Regions from separate parts of the Mus musculus genome. Here region 1 is linked to region 2. A link is a loop called in an ENCODE intact Hi-C map of the cell type or tissue named here. Cell type or tissue: gastrocnemius. All regions are shown on one strand. Region 1 overlaps Spag17 (sperm associated antigen 17). Region 2 has its middle 3.6 kb from the start of Tbx15.

Region 1 (5,000 bases), 690 kb before region 2:
AAGAAACCGGGAAATACCGGTTCTGAAGGTTTACATCCCAGTAAAATGCTGCCCCTCCCCCCAAGTTTGCATTTGCAATCAATATATGATTCATATGCCACAAATGTATATTAAAAATAAGTCTCAAAACAGTAACTAGCCATTGTTTCATTTCCTGATCCTCTCTTTAGACAGCTACTCTAGTGTTACATTTATAAGAAATTCAAAGAGTAATTGGTAAATGTTGGGTAAGACTGAGCGAGTTGCTAGTGAGAACCAGCAAACATCTTCTCCTACTACTGTAACACAAGTGAGACTGCTAATTCACAGAAGGATTCTTCCCACATCTGGGAAGATGGGTAAAATATTATTCTTGAACATGGAATTTTGTCTCACACAATTTAAAGAAACAAGTAACTGAGGGCAAGGATCTCATCCAGTGGTTGATTCTTTTATCTCCGTCTCTTATAATTTCTACTGGAGAAGGTAAATCCCTGGAAGATGGAGGAGGGGCTTTGTGCATTTACTCCTATCCCTCTCCACCTCCTGGTGTTTGCAAGAAGGCGGGTTTCTGTTTCTGAACAGAAACAGTCTCAAGGGGGAGGTAGCACCCATAACAAAGACACCATGGAAAGAAAGATGAAAATAAGGAAAGGCACCCGAGCCACATGACCCCACCAGGCCTCAATGACCTCCTGTGCAAAATAAGATAGCTGGGCATAGCAATATCTAAGCTATTTGCTAGCTCACTGGTTCTCAACCTGTGGGGCGCAACCCCTTGTGGGGTCAAATGACACTTTCCCAGGGGTTACCCAAGACCATCAGAAAACACAGATATTTACATTCCAAGTCATAAGAGTAGCAAAATTACAGTTATGAAGGAGCAACGAAAGTAATTTTATGGTTGGGGTCACCACAGCATGAGGAAGTGTATTAAAGGGTCATAGCATTTAGGAGGAGGAATTAGGAATTAGGAAGGTTGAGAACTGCTAGCTGGAGCTACCGCTAGAGGCCTGACATCAATGGAGTAAATCCTACTTTGGGCAGCTGCCAAAAGACCTGAAGTCTTCATGAAGTTTTGTTGTTGTTGTTGTTGTTGTTGTTGTTGTTGTTGTTGTGTAATTTTGTGAGGCTCTTTTGTACTTTGCTTTGCTCATAATCAGGCGGGTGTCAGAGCAGAATCCAGGTGAGAGGAGGGGCACAGGGTCCATTCTTCCTTGCCATCAAATAGGAGCTGTCTACAGTGTTGCTGCCTGCAGTGTTGCTGTCTACAGTGTTGCTGTCTGCAGTGTTGCTGTCTGCAGTGCTGCTGTCTGCAGTGTTGCTATCTGCAGTGTTTCTCCATGGAAACTTACTATATAACAAGATCCACCCAGTGTTCAGTGTTATTGGGAGGACATAACCACACATGGAAATAGAAAACTGTATGCTTTCCTTATGTGCTAAGTTTGCATGCATGGAGGTAGGCATGCCTTTGTTTTAAACTCTGGTATTAAGTTTAAAACAATCTTTTTGGATGAAAAATTATATATATAACAAATTGTTTAGAAAAGGATTCTATTGCCACAAACTGACCCTCTTTGCACTGGGTACCGCTTTTACCCCTCCCATTATAGCTGCATCTATAGAGAGAGCTGAAGGAGGAAAGTCTCTTCCGTTCTCATGGAAAAGTATTCATTGCTCATGGTAGGCGGTGTGTTAAAGTTTCAGCAATAAAAACTGCTCCCACTGCCCCCTTCTCCCTGCACGTTTCTTTGCCAATCCTTGAAATCTAATGGTGACAAAGGTTTGTCTCTCAGCTCTTTTAAAGGCAATTCCAGAAGAGGGTGCTGTAGCCTACCTACCCATTAGAATCCAGTGTCAAAGGCAGATGTTGACCATTCCAGACAAGAAGAAAGAGGGGTTGCGGAGGAAGGAACTAACAGTTACTGTGGATCTTCCATGTGCCAGGCACATGTTACCCTGCACCCTAAGTGACTCCGTGAAATAGGCACACTGCTATACTTTAGATGGAAAGGCAGGCCCAGAAGGTCAACACCTTGATTAAGATAATTTTGGCAGAAAACCATCTCACGATTATACTGAAAGCTGACAAACCTGATTGTTTCAGGACAGTTCTGAGAGCAAGTCACTAGAGTCAGAGTGATATTAACAATATGTTACTAATTGATGAAATTTACGATACTTGTAAAAGTATATGGTGCCTTCAGAAATGACTTATATTCAACCCTTAAAACACTGTAAATCACACTTTTTAAAATGGTATCTTACAGAGGGTGAGAGGTGAAGGCAATCCTCCACATTTCCCTCTTCAGAAGTTCAGTGCTCTGGGCTTTAAAAACAAACAAGTTCTTTCTTTATTTTCTTCAATCCATGGTCCTCCTAATTGCTGAATCTTGAGGTGTCCCTGATGTCACACTGAGAGAGTTCATTTAAGCTAGAGCAGAGACACTCTCCCCATTTGAGAGGGTCTAAGAAGTCTACCCATGGCCCCGTTTCCACTCACACACTGGGCCTTAAAAAGCTGCCTCCTCATTGGTTCTGTCCTGTGAAGCAGGATCCATGAAGGATGTTCTTAGAGCTGCAGTTTCAGTCTAATGAGATGGACTGGGCCCCAGGAAACCTGAGATAGAGTGGCCTGAGATGTAGTGACCAAGGCCACCAGGGAAGGCTTGCAGGGAAGGCTGCACAAACTCCTTTCTGCAGCAGGGGGCAGCGGGATGCTAGGAAATGCATGCACACTGCTGGATGAAGGAGGAGTGGAGGACACCTCAATAAAGGAGGCTCTAAACTATACTTCTGGGTCTTTCTGTTAGCATTCCAGGAAAACTGCAGGTTCCAAATCTCTACCAACAACAACTGCTTTAAAAATAGGACATTGTTTTAGAAAAAAAATGGGACACAAACACAATTTGGGAAAATGCTGTTTAAAAAAAAAAACCAAAAAAACCAAAAAACAAAAAACCTCCACTTAAATCCCACTTCCACTTCAGCATACAGTTAAACAGAGTCCTTAGATTTAAGCTCACGAGGAAGTCAGAGAAATATGATATAGTAAGAATGAATACTGACCTTGAGAGAGGGAGATGGCAGTGCCATGTCACAGCCAAGAGGACAGGCTTGTGAGTACGTACGGTAGTGGTACTATTCCTACCTGTAGGTGAGTTGGACAGTTTGGGAAGCTTGAGTGTACTTTACAAGAGCTGAGAATGAAAACTGTCCACTTCAGGAAACACAGTGGCTGTATCTATTCAGTGGTGAGGGAGGGGACTTTGTTTTTTTTTTTTTTTTTTTTTTTTTTTTTTTTTTTTTTGGCTCACTCCAACATCTGACAATGATGGTGGCTCTCTGCTACCTGGAGACATATGTGACACAGATAATGCTGTGTGATTGATAAAGTTGGTCAAAGGTGGAACGAAACCATGTATGGACACAACCCATTACCTTCTATTTGCTGAACCAGTCTTACCTAATTTGAAGCCCGGCAGGAGGGCGTCTCAACCCAAACACTTACATGTAGTCTCTAAGGCAAGAAAGCATTCGGTACATGCAGGGAGGCTTGGCTAGCTCAGAGAGTCTCCAGTCTCACAGACATGGGGTAGATTTAGAACTATTTTTCTTTCATATATTAAAAATTCTCCAAATTTCACTAGGCATTCCATATTCTAATGTGATTATAACAACTCTTTCACTAGCAAGTGGGACACAGCCTTTGGTCAATGGGTCTGTGATTTTTTCCTTCTATTAGCAAGAACAGTCAGCTGATACAAGAAGGACAAAGGAAGGCTGCTTTAGTGGTGGCCTTCTATAGCACGTTTTGGGAGGAGATGTCCGTGGACCTCTACCCAGAACTGACCTGAGAACCTTCCTTAGAAAAAGACATATAAGAGTCCTAAGTAAAATCCACACAACACTGAAGAAGCTGGAGTTTGCCGAGAGCCATTTAATATAAAGGGTCAATGCTCAGCTGGAAGGAAGGTCTTCCTGTCCTGTGGATTTACCACCTACTATCGAATGGACAGGGTTCGTGAACGTCTTTCTCATGCTAGTTTTTTTTTTTTCCTTTCAAAAGAAGACTTGGCTCTCCATCAGCGGAGGAGTGTTAGTGTGGGCTTTTGGCCAGGAGAAGAAATATTTTCATTACCTCAAACTGGCTGCTACAGTTGTATCTGTTAAGAAGGAATTTTTTAACTGTAAACTAAGTTGAGGTTCAATATTAGACACGTCGTACAATAAGCAAGTACAATATTAATGACCATGCATGACTTTACCTGACTCTCCTTATTAAGCAGGTATGTATCAAAGACCCTCTTCTAATTACATAGCCTTCATAATTTCTCATAAAACTTAGTTTGATATACTAGTGTGTACTGCAATGAGGGATCCTTATTTAGGAATCAGACCATTTGGCTATCATGTTTTCACAATAGAAAATAGAAAGAAAAAAGGCATGGGGATGCATTTGGACACTCTGAGGACTTTGACTCTTGGAATCATAAAGTGTGAGAAAGTAGCACACTAGGTATCTGTGGGGTACACATTCTGCACTCCTTCAGTCCCCAAGAGCAGAAGACATTGGATTTGACCTGAAGTGAGTTCTACCAGGGGTCAGTTACAAGGATTTGGGACCTGGTGATACACGTTTCCTGAGACCAACTCGGGTAAGCACGTGATGTAGGAGGAAGTAGACTGCTCAGGACTCATGAACGGCATCAACTCCAAAGCCAGTCCTTCTCTCGTCCCTCCTTCTCATTCTTTCCCATACTCATCAAAATGATGTCCTGGCTCCTCCTCCATTCACCTGCTATGAAGAGGCCACAAGTTCTGTGGAGCTGAAATTCTGTAAGCTTTAGTCATTGTGGAAGCAAGTAAAAGTGCCACAGTGGGAGAGAGGGCATGTCCCAAGGAAGCAGCTCACCACACCAGGACCAGAATTCAGTAGAGGGCTTCATGGCCTAAACCTGTCCTGACAGCAGTACCACCTCCCACTCATGTTAGTCTATCATCTTTATCCAGGGGTA
Region 2 (5,000 bases):
CTGGGCCCCTGCACCACACAAATAGTAACTTTCATAGCGCAGCAGACTCTGAGCTGCGCTTCGCCTATCCCGGGCTCTTATTCCAAAGAACCCACAGCGGGTGCCGGGGTTGGGGGTGGGGGGGAGATAGATAAGACTTCTGATAGCTGGGAAGGAACTTTTTCAAAATTTCTTCAAATCCCCTCATCTCCAGAACTTGGCTCTCATCTCTTACTAATGATCTCCCTTTGCTCCCACGCCTCACTTTTAAAGCTTTCAGGACCGTTCATTCACCACAGATAACCTAGGAACTTAAAACAACATCCCCCACCATTTTTGTTATCCAACCGCTCACCAAGTTATTTATCCTCATGGATAAATGGCATAAGGCCTCAGATCGCAGACTTATACGGAGGCCAAAAAGAGAACGGAGGGAAGGAAGAAAGAGGGAAAGAAAGAATAAAAAATCTCCTATTTCAGAGCAGAGGCCTAAAAGCCTCATTTCCCCATTCCAAAGTTCCTGGTCAAAATAATTCTATCCTGAGGCTATGAAGCTGGGAAAGGAGGAAAACTTAGCACCAACCGGGAGGCCCAGCAATAAGTCTAGCCAGGCGCTAAGCAAGGTCTGAGTAATTAAGTTAGATGGAGTACAGAGCCTATGAGCGGCTCCAAAGAACTAGCTGCTGAGGGAAGGAGGAAAGGGACATTGTGCCACCTCTGAAAGGCCACATTTCCCTGCCTGACCCAAGAACCAAGGAAATTTAGTTCCTGCCATTATCATTAAGAGCCCTCTGCTGCTGGAAGCAACAACCATGGATTGAATGTTCACTGGCCTTTTAAGAGGTAGGACTAACTTTTATTTTTTTAAATTTCCCTCAAATCATGCTCTAGCCTAGACAAGAGAAAGCTGGTGGCAGGGCAAACATAAAAAGAGCCTTCCTTGATGGGTATGTTGCTGTCAGTCCTGGGTTCCAGGGCCTTCCTGGAGCTTTCTATGACTTGAAAGTCCCCAGGCAGGAAGAATAAGAAAGCCAGGGGCATCTGCGGTTGTCCCGGCAGATTCAGGGAATACATGAGTGTCAGGGTGCCCTTACCAACCATCATTTCTTGTTGGAGCTGTGGCTGGATACTGAGTTCCTACAAAAAGTCTTGGAGACAAGACACTTTGGAGCCCTACAAATCTCTTCTCCTCCAGCAGCTCATGCCTGACTCTTTCTTCTGGTTTCATAGGGACTCTCAGAACCCTGTGGCTACGAGCCAACAGTTCACCAGGATGAGGAAGAAAGCTGTGGGTCACCTTCTAGACTTTTCCATTTATTCCCTCCATCCCATTGTCTTTTTTAAAAGCCACTTTTTTTTTTCCTATTTTCTGAAAGGCCAGGTTTGGACTGAGAAATGGATGTGTCATATGGGACAGACACCCTCTGTGGGCTCACATCAGTCCTGCCCCGCCCTGCCCACTACTTTGGTCCAGAAAGAGGCCTTGGACTGATGGCTCAGCCTTTAGGGTGCTTGCCACCTTCAGGCCCAGCAACCTGCATTTGATCCCTGGAACCCACAGGACGAAAGAGGAGCACCAATTTCTGCAAAGTTCTCCTCTGGCCTCTGCATGTATGCTACATGCATGTACATGCAGGAGCACAAGTGTGTGTGAGCACACACACACACACACACACACACACGGGAAGGAGAAAACTCACAGAAATATAATTAAAAACGTTTAGAGAGTTCTTTTAATCAGGCACCAACCCAAGCATTAGACCGACAGCATGAGCCCACCCATATGGCTGGCCACAGACAAAATGTCCCAGAGAAAAGGAAGCAGCAACAGTGCCTTCAAGGTAAGCATCAACACCAACCCTACCCACACCGCCCCACCCCTGCTCCAAGCTTATGTCCAGCAGGGTCCTCCACTCTGAAATCAGTTCATGTCTTCTTCAAGTCACACCCACCCTGACCCATATTCAGGTAGAGTCACAAATTAAGCCACAAAAACCAACCCTGTGAAAGTGAAGACAAACAGATTTGGAAACAATGAGAAAATTGAAGTTTCCCCAAAGTGGGAGGGGCTATAAATGTGCCCCCCCCATCGGAGTTCATCTAACCTACCCCTCTAAGGGTATGTACTCCTTAGTGTATAAATTTGTGTCCCTGGGAGAGGTGCAGGGGAAATAGAAGAAGATGGTTTGGTATATTTGGCTTGGTTACACAGGATACAGTCAAGAGAATGGAGAGAGGATGATGGGTTAACCAAAATGTGGACATGGCTGTGTGCATGATTTTTTTTTCCTTCTATTGATCACTCAGAGGTCTTCATAAATTATCCTGTTACCATCGTTTCTTTCTCTTTTAGCTTGTAGGGAAAAGAGTGGGGCTCCCAGCTTGAGACTGATGTCTAGGCATTCTCAGGGCTTCCCAGCTACAGGCTCCACCTTGTGACCTGAGCTGATTCTACAGGCTATGGATCTGCCGCGGGTCTATTTCAGGCCTGAAACTGACAGAAAAAAAACCCTAGCCGGAACTAGCCCAGCTCCTGCTTGAATGCAAGAAGGAAGGGAGTGTGTTAAAGCCAGAGACGATTCCCCAGGAGTCGCTGGACACCAGCAGAAACCTATGTGGAAATGAGATCTAGGCATAGCCTGTACAGGGGGTGGGGGAGATGTTAGGAAAGAAAGGGATAACACAAAGACTGCCCTCCTCCAACTGGCCCTGCCCAGTCAGCAAAATTTCAAAGGTAAAAACAGATTTCCTAGCATCAGGACAAGAATAAAGAAAAACCAGGCATCCCAGAAATGGAACCCCCACCCACATTCTCGGAGCACATTTTCTTTCCCTCCTGCACACTAAATACCACCTTAAATCGCTCTCTGCTAATGCCTCCGTGCGGAGGTGACCCACCAGCCGGCTTTGATTTCGGATAATTTTGAGTTAGTAATTGAAAACAAAGTTAGGAATAGCTGGCCAGCAGGACGAGTTAGGCTGCCCCTAAACACGTGGGAAGGACACTCTGTGCGGGCAGGGAGATTGTAATGAACTTGGCCATCAGGGGAGGTGTAAAATATTATGAGGCGACTACGGGGTGGGAAAAAATCATGGCGACTCCAAGGTGAGGTGTGTGCCTGGTGATCGGGCCTACTTCGGACCCCAAACTGTGTGACCTTAGGCAAGTCGATTAACAGGCTAGGACCTCAGTTTCCCTTCGCCATACCGCGAAGATCTAAGTAATTTGCAGCTAAGAATAAGCAAGTTATTTTGGGGACGGGGGACAGAAGACTGGCAGACCTAAGGTTTTATTCTGGTAGCTATCAAATCGTCTGGGAAACTGGAGCCAGTGTTTACCTCTTTCACTTCTGCTTTCAGACTGGCATTCCAAAGTAAAAGAAGCAAGGGGTGTGACAAGCGAGTGGCCTGGAGCCCTAGGCTGCAGCGGGAGGAAGAAGAGTAATTTAGGACAAGTATTGACCAAAGTAGCACTTTTCTTTTCTCTTGTAGCGCGCACCTCCAGTCTCCTAGGCTGGCTTTGGTTACCGACAGCTAAGACACTGCCGTGAGTCCTTGGCTATCCAACGCTCCCTCCCTGCCCCGCCCCTGCCCCAACACAGATTTTTTAAAAATAAAAGTCAGTGGGAGCAAAGGTTCTTTAATGATGTTTTTTTGTTTTCGCGAAATAAAAATCGTCTATTTTTATTTTAACCCAGCAGCGTGCCCACCTCTCGGTCCTTCCAGATGTTTGCAATAAAATCGCAGGTTTTGCCTTTGGGACTTGAAATAAAATTTAACGGCCTTCACCCCGTAATTATTCTCTTAGCTCGCCCTTCATAAATTTATCTGCTTTCTATCGGCGTTGGGGCAAGAGGCGAGTGAAGGGGGAAAAGCCCCGATTTTATATTTGTGACTATAAAAAAGTGCCACCCGGTTTCCTCGCCTTCGGCCGCCGCCGCAGTGTGGCCCGGCAGGCCGGGCAGGCGGGCCGCAACATTGAACTATTGTTTCCCTGACTTAGGTCGGCTCAGGAGCTTGGCCCCTCCACAAAGGGGGCCTTTGTGGCCCTGCTCGCTGCGGCCGCGCCCAAGAGGCGAGGAAATCCTGTTCCCTCAGGCTCAGCTCCTCTTTCCCTCTTGATTGGAGCTACCCAGCAGCGGGGTTTATGCCTTCCTTGGGCTCCCCTTCGCAGGAAGTGGAACTTCCATCCTGAGCAAAGCCCTTAAGTGAAAGAGGGAAACCTGTCTGAGAATCCCCAGACAGGCTAGTGTAACTTGTCTACCAGTTTTCACAGCCAAAGTCACGGTAGAGGAGAGCACTGGGGCCTCAGATTTGGGGCAGTGTGCACCCCAAATCAAATGTGTGCAACACCAGGCTCTACTCTCTGCTTGTACGTGAAGCTGGTTGACTATCTCACCTCACAAGCACATGTTTGCACTGTATGTATCCCTGTAGTCACCCGTTCTAGACTTAAACATAGATGACACTTTGCTAGGATACACAGCATCACACGCAGGCGTGCAGGGAAACATCCTGACCTCACACTCCTCTGTCCCGAATTTACAGAGGTCATTCTGCCTTTGGCACCTCTTTACCCAAACTTCAGCCAAGGCTCTGCCTGATCTAAAACTTAATCCATGTTGTTGTCTTTTGACCCCCTTCTCCTATCTGGGACACCTTCAGGTTCAAATAGAAGATGACAAACGGAAGAAATGAGCGTTCTGCTTCCAGGGCTCACTGCTTGTGAGAGTCACCAATTGCCCAGGGCAGGCTCTAGCTTTAGGCAAAGCCCGGAGAATCCTACCAAGCACTGGGAAGCATAAATAGGAGAAACTGGAGGACCAGCTGAGAGCAGCAAGGCTTTGCTTGCCTTCAATCACGTGGGGTGGGTTCTTGCTTGAGCCAGCAGGCCTGAGGCCAGAAAAGCCAAATCCAGGAGCCAGACACATCTGAGGCAGAAAGTTCTTTGGGGGTTTTTTCTGGTCCCAGGGCTCCCAGCAATTCTAACTTTGCTTCCAAAAAGTGTCTTCTTCTTTCCT

Evidence for each region. Hi-C counts contacts between places; a loop is a spot of excess contacts. Peaks named below come from ENCODE experiments on the same cell type or tissue, not always from the same donor. Only the 100,000 strongest peaks of a DNase experiment are listed, where the experiment ranks them.
Region 1: it touches region 2 in a loop (4-fold over the local background); 3 of 42 quality-filtered maps call a loop at or near these places.

The regions. Positions count from the first base shown.
Region 1 is chr3:99,934,039-99,939,038 of GRCm38, reverse strand. The region is part of intron 1 of Spag17 (sperm associated antigen 17); the gene reads right to left. Among named protein-coding and RNA genes, the nearest start is that of Spag17, 51 kb to the right of the region's middle. In gastrocnemius, CTCF peaks have their summits at 1,813 (motif pointing right) and 2,686 (motif pointing right); a DNase peak (open chromatin) is centred at 2,679.
Region 2 is chr3:99,247,613-99,252,612 of GRCm38, reverse strand. It overlaps a transcript of Tbx15 not described here. Among named protein-coding and RNA genes, the nearest start is that of Tbx15, 3.6 kb to the left of the region's middle. In gastrocnemius, a CTCF peak has its summit at 2,430 (motif pointing left); a DNase peak (open chromatin) is centred at 2,443; H3K4me3 peaks cover 2,976 bases; H3K27ac peaks cover 4,906 bases.